2 separate regions of the Homo sapiens genome follow, and region 2 is linked to region 1. A link is an interaction called in ENCODE POLR2A ChIA-PET data of the cell type or tissue named here. Cell type or tissue: PC-3. All regions are shown on one strand. Links, peaks and the distances in the headings refer to the core of each region. The heading gives the core; the rest is flanking DNA.

Evidence for each region. Peaks named below come from ENCODE experiments on the same cell type or tissue, not always from the same donor. Only the 100,000 strongest peaks of a DNase experiment are listed, where the experiment ranks them.
Region 2: POLR2A ChIA-PET joins it to region 1 with 5 read pairs; 2 of 35 experiments call an interaction of 5 or more read pairs at or near these places.

Annotation. Positions count from the first base shown.
Region 1 is chr11:106,346,437-106,350,839 of GRCh38, forward strand. No RefSeq gene overlaps it. Among named protein-coding and RNA genes, the nearest start is that of LINC02719, 220 kb to the left of the region's middle. In PC-3, for the core only: no CTCF peak of the experiment used is centred there; no DNase peak of the experiment used is centred there.
Region 2 is chr11:106,470,961-106,475,363 of GRCh38, forward strand. No RefSeq gene overlaps it. Among named protein-coding and RNA genes, the nearest start is that of LINC02719, 340 kb to the left of the region's middle. In PC-3, for the core only: no CTCF peak of the experiment used is centred there; DNase peaks (open chromatin) are centred at 2,301 and 2,591; H3K27ac peaks cover 1,328 bases.

The DNA of each region.
Region 1 (4,403 bases), core at 237-4,236:
GACTCTTGACTCTACAGTTTGGGTGCAGCAGAGAACTTCTCATAAAAACTTCCTGATAATTGCTATTTAGAATCTGAGTTGGCGTTGTTAATAAGTAAGAGGAAAGATTTGGCAGTGTTTATAAATACTGTTTAGGTAGGAGAGTTGTTAGCAAAAACTTGTTATTGATGTATGGACAAACATGTTATCAATTCACTTATAGAATTCCTCTATAGAGTTCCTTTAGGAAATACTAAGCCAAACTATAAAATTCAGATTATCATCTTCCCTTTGATGAAAGTCAAAGTTTATTAAGGTCAACAGTCATGCTATTACTCCGTATAAGACTTTTCAGTGGCTTCCTAGTCTCTTTAAGTCAAATGCCTTAACATGTTTAAAGGGTCCTTCATGATCTAGTTCTTATTTTTTCTCTAATTTAGGGTGACTTTTGTTACAAATATCAGATATCTCAGAACACACTGACTTAACCAATACTGGGATTCATTTACTCACATTACTGTAAAACCTAGAGTTGATCAGCATCTGGTCTTGTTTATCTGTGATTTTTCTCAGTACCTGCCTCATCCTTAGGCTTGCTCTCTCTCTCTCTTTTTAAAAAAATTGTAATTGACAATAATAATTTTATATATATTTATGCAGTACAATGTGATGTTTTGATTTATGTTTATATTATGGAACGATTAAATCACACTAACAGATCCATCTCACATACTTATTTTTTTGTGGTGGAAACATTTAAAGTTCACTTTTTGTAATTTTGAAATATACAATGCAAGGCTGGGTATGGTGGCTTATGCCTGTAATACGAACATCTTGGGAGTCTGAGGTGGGAATATTACTTAAGCCAGGAATTCAAGACAGCCTGGGCAACATAACGAGATCCTCACCTCTCCAAAATAAAAATTTTATAAATTACCTGGGTGTGGTGGTATGTACCTATAGTCCCAGCTACTTGGGATGCTGAGGTGGGAGAATCACTTTAGCCCAGGAGTTTGAGGCTGCAGTGAGCTATGATTGAGCCACTGCCCTCCAGCCTGGATAACAGAGAGAGAACCTGTCCCTAAATTTAAAAGAAATCAATATACAGCATAGTATTATTTATTATAGTTATCATTCTGTGCAAGATATTACTACAGCTTATTTCTCCTTTCTAACCGAAATATTGTACCCTTTGATCAACATCTCCCCCTTTCCCATCCACCTGCCTCCTCCAGCCTCTGGCAGGTAATTGCCAAAAGCTGGTTCTCTTGAAGGTTGCAAGATGGTAGCTAAAAGAAATAAGATGGCATTCTTTCTCAATCATGTTTAGGAGATTAAGAGGACACTGATTACTTCAAACATGAAACAAGGGCCCCAAGCTCTTCTGTGCTGGGACTAACCTGAACAAATTACATTGAGTGGGCAGTTAGGCTCTTCTGATAGGCGTAAGACACTCTGGGCTCACAGAGTCACTTTTAAATACATTTGTTTAATGAATGAATGAAATATGCTTGGAATTTTACGTAATTCAGATAGTACACCCCTCTGGAACCTGTGTAAAGCAACAGCTTCAATATTAAATGGATGTTGGCTTCACATTTTCAGCATGCCAGTTCTTAAATCCTGGAAAGTAATTTTCCACTGGCCTCCTGCCTTATGTCCTTTGATTTTGACCTGACTTGATTTTTACTTTTGGAGCCTGTTAAGAAGTTATTTGAGCATCACTCTTGAGTGTCCTATGGGTGATAAAATAAAAGAGCTAGGCTACGGGAAGATGAGGTGTGGTGTACCTAACCTTATACAATCTGTATGTAAGAAACTTGCTATGAATTTCTTTATTTTATAGACTCTGATAACTTCAAGAGATCCTATGGAAAATCCACTAACAAAATAGTAACGTTTGTGAAAAGTAAGTAACTGCTTCCTATCTTATCTGTTATGCAAATCTGGATACTTACAATAACAGATAATAACAATAACACACTTATTCTGTGAAGTCACACCAGTGACAATATATCCATCAATTTCTGTTGTGTTTTTTTTGTGTATAAGTCACTTGATTTATAAGTATCACTAGACTGTAAGTTCCTCTGAGTGCTAATTCATGATTATTTCCCCAGTTTAATACATTTTGTTAAGCTCTTACTGCCTATTTATAAATTGAAATTATCCATTTATTCCTCATCTATTAACATCCTGCTAGGAGCCAGGCACTAGGCTAGGTGCTGAAGACTCAAAGACAAAATATAATGTTTCTCTCTTAGAGATCCTATTTTTAAAAGAGGGGAAGATAACTAGATCTATAACTGGCAAATTTTAGTGTGATTGGTACTTCAATAGGGCATAAAAACAGATGGAGATGCAAAAGAGGAAATGCTCAACCTTCTCTTGGTAGTAAGTGGCAGACAAAGATGAGGTATTCAAGGAAAGCATCCAAGAAGAGAGAAGGAAGAGTAGAATTTTTGAATGTAGACAAGGGGAGTGAGGATAGATGACAAAGAGCACATGGGTAAAGGCATGAAGCCATGCAATAAAATGGCGTGTCCTCAAAACTTTACATGCTCCAAATTGCCGAGGAAGAAAAGGCAGATAATGAGATTGGAGAGGTAACCAGCAGCCATATCATAGAGGGCCAAAGTAAGCATGCTACAGACTTAACCTTAAAAGAAATGATTACAAACTTAATAAATGATAAAGATTTAATTAGGGTGGTAACACAATAGAACAACCTCAGGCAAGATGGATTGGCGTGGAAGATAGATTGGAGCAGGCCAAGAATGAAGCCAGGAGTATCCGTTAAGGAGTTCCACAGCCCAGTTAAGCAATCACGATGACTGATGGAACACCTTTTTTGGGAAGTCGACTTGGAAAAACTTTATGATCAATGGAGTACAAAGGAGAAAGAGAAACCTAGGATGACACCTGGCTTAGGTGACTGGTTGTCAGATGGTAATGCCAGTACTCAACTTAGATCCTAAGAGGAAAGATAGGTTTAATTTTGGTTCTACCTATATTGAGCTGAAGTATCTCCAGGATGACCTATATGGGCAGTTGGATATTAGTTCTGAATATCAGGAAAGAGATCTGCTGAGTAGCAATGTATATTATTTGAAGATCATCAAGGTGGAGGTAATAGTTAAGTCCCTGCACTTGAATGAGGTTGCCCAGGGAGATTATTAAAGTGAAAAGTTGGCACAGAAGAGAATGTTGGGTACCACCAACATTTATGTGGGAAAGTAAAGCAAAAGAATGTAACTATGAAGATCAAGAAAAAAAAAAGAGGCAGGAAAAGCACCTAGATGCCATGGCACAATGGACTCAAAGGGAAGATAGAGCATTAAAGAGGACATTTTTATTTAGGTAAATAAGTAGACTAAGAATGAAACTAGGTCCACGTTAATTAGCTACAAAGTATACATGAGTAAAATGGATTGGTGTCCTTGAAAAGAGTAATTTCAGTGGTGTGTTGGGTTAATGAATGGGGAATTGGAGGGTGGAGGTCATGAGTAAACTGGTTTTCCAAGTGGTCAGGCCATAATGGGAAGAAGAGTGATGAAGTAGATAGTTACCTAAGTGTCTGTCCTAAAGCAGTCAAAATGTATATATGTGTGTATTTCTTTAAAACTTGGAATAAAGTTTTAGCTATAAAATATGGAGAAGTTCAGAGAGACAGAAAGGGAGAGGGAGAGAGGGGGAGAAAAAACATAGGAGAAGAAAGAAATATTAATGGAATAAGTCTAATGGCAAGATGAGAAAACAGAATTGAGGCTCAAGGATATAGGCGAAGAAATTATCTCGAAAAGGGGAAAGGACATTTCTTCATAAAAACCAAAGTGAAATTATTGGTATAGAAACTGATATGAATAAATTTACAATCATTTAGCCTCATTTGATTATGAGTAAATTGAAATGCCCTATATTCACTTGCTATTTTTTGGAGGAAGTTTAAAAGATGTTAGAGGTAGACTCAACCTTTCACTTGTCTTTTTCTAAGATACAGTCAGGTTGATTAATTTCTTCCATAAAAGCAAGTCAAATTCCATTTCTTTGACAGCTCCCACTTGTTTTCTCATTGTTACACAATCTGAAGAGGTGGCTTGTATCTTTGTTGATGTCAGTCAGCAGAGATTTAAGTTTGGTGGAAATCTTGAGCTCTATTAGGTTCTGCCCTCAAAACTCAGGCTTGTGACTTAAATTTACCTTGTTCAGGTTTCCAAAGGAATGACTCATAGCCAACAAAAGGATACTTTTTCCTTCTCCAATTTTCCAAGGACAGAGTTTGGGGATGTGTCCACGGGATGCTTAATACCCCTATTCTGTTCTTCAGCCTTAATTATCCATCTGGTTCCTCAGACAATTTATTAGACTCTGACAAATCTGAACAGATGGGCTGTAGCAATTGAAATGAGGATAGGCAATGGAGA
Region 2 (4,403 bases), core at 98-4,097, 120 kb after region 1:
TAAGCAGTTATTTATATGTATCATTATAAAGCTGTGGCTACATAAGTGCTTATAATATTTAGTAGAAAAAAATCTAAAAAGTTATATGCATAGGATAATTGCAAATGTATGTGAATATATATGCAGAAGAAAAATAGAAGGGAAACACACAAACAAAATTTAGTAAATGTTGACTTAGTGCCAGACTCTGTTCTAAAAATTGAAAGAAAGCAGTGAAAAAAGACAGGACACTGTTCCCTTAACATTTACATTTAGTGAGAGGAAATAACAAGCAGTAAAAATGAATAAACAAGAATATGTCAGATAGCGACAAGTGGTATAAAGAAAATGATTTTGATAGAGTATGTAGGGAGGGGGTTATTTTGGATTGCAGAGTTGAGGAAGACCTCTGAGTGGATGGACTGTCATCAGGGGTCCAGAAGCTCTGACTGTGAGCTACTTTAGGCACTTGTTGTGACCTCAGCCCTCTTCACATCCTTCCCAGCTGCCAAATGGAAGTCATCATCTTATCTACATCCTGGAGGAGGTTCCTGAGAATGGAGTCATTCTTGTGCACAGGGGCAAAGGTTTTCTTCTGCAAGAACAGAGTGACCAGAACTTCAGCTTGTTTGCTGCAAGTCCTACGTCCTATGTGGCATTCCTCAGGGGCAGTTATCTAAAGGGTAGTCAGCATTTCTAGGTCCATCCAGTGGAAGCTGCTGACCTGAGTATGGTTTCTTGCATCTTCAGTTTATACAGTCTCCAGTTCAAATCAGAACCAAATGCTAACCCCGTGTGGTGACCACAACCTTGTATTGCATTTGGAATCAGCTCTTTTTCCTTCCACCTGCCCAGTGTTCTATCCGAATGCATCTTTCTCTGACTTGTTTCCTCTAGTGGGGAGCTGGAGGGATTCAATCCTGGTGAATCCCTCGTGGAGGACTCAGATGCTGCACTTAGCTGCCCCCTCCCTTACTTGCAAACTGTGCACAGTGCCTGGGGCAGAAAGAGGAAATGTGATGCAGTTTGCTCTGTTAGCATCTCCAGCAGGAAGAGTACAAATAAAGGCATTTTTCTTACTAAAGTTTGTTAAGCCTGGATTCTTCCCTCCTCTCCTCCCATAAATAGCATACTTAATGGCCAAGTGGCTAAAGTCATTCTAATTGCTAAAGTTCAGCAGTGAGATGGCCTTGAATAGGGCTCCTGTCCCCAGTGTGTGTATGACAGCAGTCCAAGGGCCTTAACTCTTCTCAAAGTCACCAGTATTTATTTTTGTTTTTATGACTGAAATGAGGCCTAAAGTTCTGCAAAGAGAGACCTGATGAAATGGTGGCCTTCCACCCACCACTAGACTGGGAGTTTGCACAGGACTGTGAGGGGAGTGGGTAGTAAATTGCTGGTATTGATGAATGTAGGATTGATTTCTCATTTACCTTGAGACTCATATTACATTTAAGATCATCTAGATTGTGTTGAAGAAGAGGCACAATACTCTTGGCAAACCTGATGTATTAAAATAAAGCTGTCCCCTACAACCTCTCAGTCACACATGGTATTACTGTAGCCAAACCAGTGTGTGTCTCAGCCATGGAGATAGACTGCTCTTAACTTGCACAGCACCTTGAGGGAGCAGGCAATATATGGATAAGGATCAGGGTACAGAAGGACCAATGGGAATGTTGTCATCCTGGTGGTCAGAGCGTCTGGAGGAGGCAGATGGACCTCACCAGGGAAGTTTCATTGGGTCGGTTTTGTGCAGAAATTTCCTATAGCTAAATTACCAACCCTCCAACTCCTCTCCCTGGTATATAATGCCTGAATGGAATTATAATCAACTGCATTGCATCAAAAGCCTTAAAATGAGTCAGAGGTTTCTCCCACCCAATGCCATTTCTCACCCTCTAATCCTACCTAATCTTTAACAAAACCGCAGTAATTCTAATGACAATCTCTATTTTGTTGGACTTTCTTATAGCTGTTAAACTACTTGTGCTATAATAAATAAATAATTAATGAATAAACCAACAAACAAAGGCCTGAATAACAGGAATGACAAGGACTATTTTAGGACGAGATTTTAGGGAATTTGCTCTCCCACCAATTCAAATTATCTAAAAGGCTATATTTAAAAAGAATCATTACACACAGCTATGTTTAAGAATATTAAGGTAAGAAATTTCTTATACTTTATGTGTGCACAGCATCTGGTTCTTAGAGCAGATTTGAGATTGGACCTGCTTGAGAGTATCCACTATGAGTAATTTTATTTATTTCTTTGTTTCCTCCCCACCCTTTCCTTTGCCCTCATCTCTGTCTGGTTCAGAGACAATGCTTGCTTCACACTTGCTTGGTATTCTGGCTCTGTCTTGTCTTATCAAAATGCTAAGGCTGTGTTCACTGCAGCCTCAGGTCATGACTTTTAAATAACAATAGGAAATTGCTATGAGGATGTATGTAATGTTGCATTGTCTAAAATTTTTCTTCACAAAAGATACATTTTTGGCATCTAGAGATATTTCTTTGTCTTATTTCATTGTAAATATAATGCATTGTATAAATCCATGAGTCATTTCCAATCACTCGACAGATTGTACTCAAAAGACTGTTTGGCAAGACCCCAACGTAATGCATAGTTAGTCATCTGCTCCACCATCTGTCACAAATATGTTATTTGGATACTCTTAAAGCTTTGGTCTAGATCAATTCATTGTGATTGACAGGAATCCATCTTAGAACCTTAAAATATAGTCTGCCTGATTTTTTACAGCTTTCTTTACAACAAAATTCAGACACATAAATACACTGTGTTTTCTATGCTCAAAACATCAAGTTGGGGAGATATCAGTTTGTGGATTAAGGTCTGATTTGCTTCAATTATATAAACATTAATTGAATATTAGGTCATTGAGGTTGTTCAATTTGTATGTAACCATCTCAGTCAGATTAGTATAAAAATTTCAACTCCTCAAAAAGTCTCCCATGTTTATATCTGCTTATAGTCATTTGTGGCTCTATGTCAACAGGACACTTTTATACTCAATATGTATGATATTTACCAAGTGTCCCTTAATGGGAAGATTTTGGGGGCATTCGGAGGTGATCATATCTATAGCTTCTCTATCTGTCAAAGGTGCAACTTTTATAGGAGCTGGACTCCAAAGATGACTTCCAACAATTCCTCTATATATGTTCATGGTCATGCTCAAATCAAGAAGTAAAACTTATTTTTCTTCTTTCTAAATCTAGATGAGCCAACAGAAAGCGGTGAAAATGGCATACTGGGACTTCAAAACTGAGATATTAGAGAGTTAGCAACTTCCTTTTGGAATGTTTTTATCAAAATGGCCCCTAATAGAACTCAATAGCTATTTTGTGAAAAACTCAACCCACATGGAAAGGCCATGTCACTTCAGCTGACAGCCTCAGCTGAACTCCCAGCTGAGAGCCAGTATCTACTGCCATCCACGTTAGTAAGCCCACTTGGACATTCCACCTTAATTCGCCCCTAGATGGCTAAAGCTCTTTGATGAAATTGTGTGGAGCAGAAGAACAATCCAGCTGAGCCCAGTCAAGCCAAAGAATCATGAGAGATAACTAAATGGCTGTTCTTTTACACTACTCAGCTGGATGCTGCATAGCATTAGATAAATAAAAGCCTTGTAAGGTCTCTATGCCTATCAGGAGCCAGGGTCTTCAGTGGGCAGGTGTCTTCTGTGGGGAAAAAATGTTACCATCCCTGAGAATAAAATTTACAAAGGGGTCTCCTGATGGACCTATAGTCAGGGTTTCCCAGAAAACCACAACTCTATTGAAGTTCCTCACTCTGGGACAGAGAAAAACAGATGAAAAGCCTATGAGTAGATGTATTCTTGCTTTCACCAATTTCACTCCTACACCTGCTGGCACATTATTTTTACAGGTGTTTTGTAACTTCCATGCATTTTCTTTCATATTGCATTATAAGCTATTTGTGGTAAAGGGGGAAAAAGTACAAGCTCCTTCCCAGGAGTATAGCCTTGGCATGATACTTGGATCTCCTGTAGTCTGTTTCTCTTTCAGTTAGATGATCCACTTTGCAAGATTACTGTTAGAATCAAGTGAAAAAACTTAACTGTTTTCTCTTTTACAATACCCTAAATGCACTTCTAAATTTTTTTGATATGCAGAGTTTTGCTATATTTCTCTTTTTTTTTCTTGTTTGCCTTGTCTTGTATATGACAGAGACTTGACATGTTTAAATGATGAAAACATTGATTTATGTTTGGAAACAATGTGATATTTATCTCATTTTTTTACCTGGAGGATTTTCTGGCAGTATATAAATGGATACTTTGCCTCATACGATAAATTATAGCACCACGACAGAGTGAATAGTCCCAAGGCACATAGTTTCCCAAAGTGAATATGATTAAACTCAGTAGGAG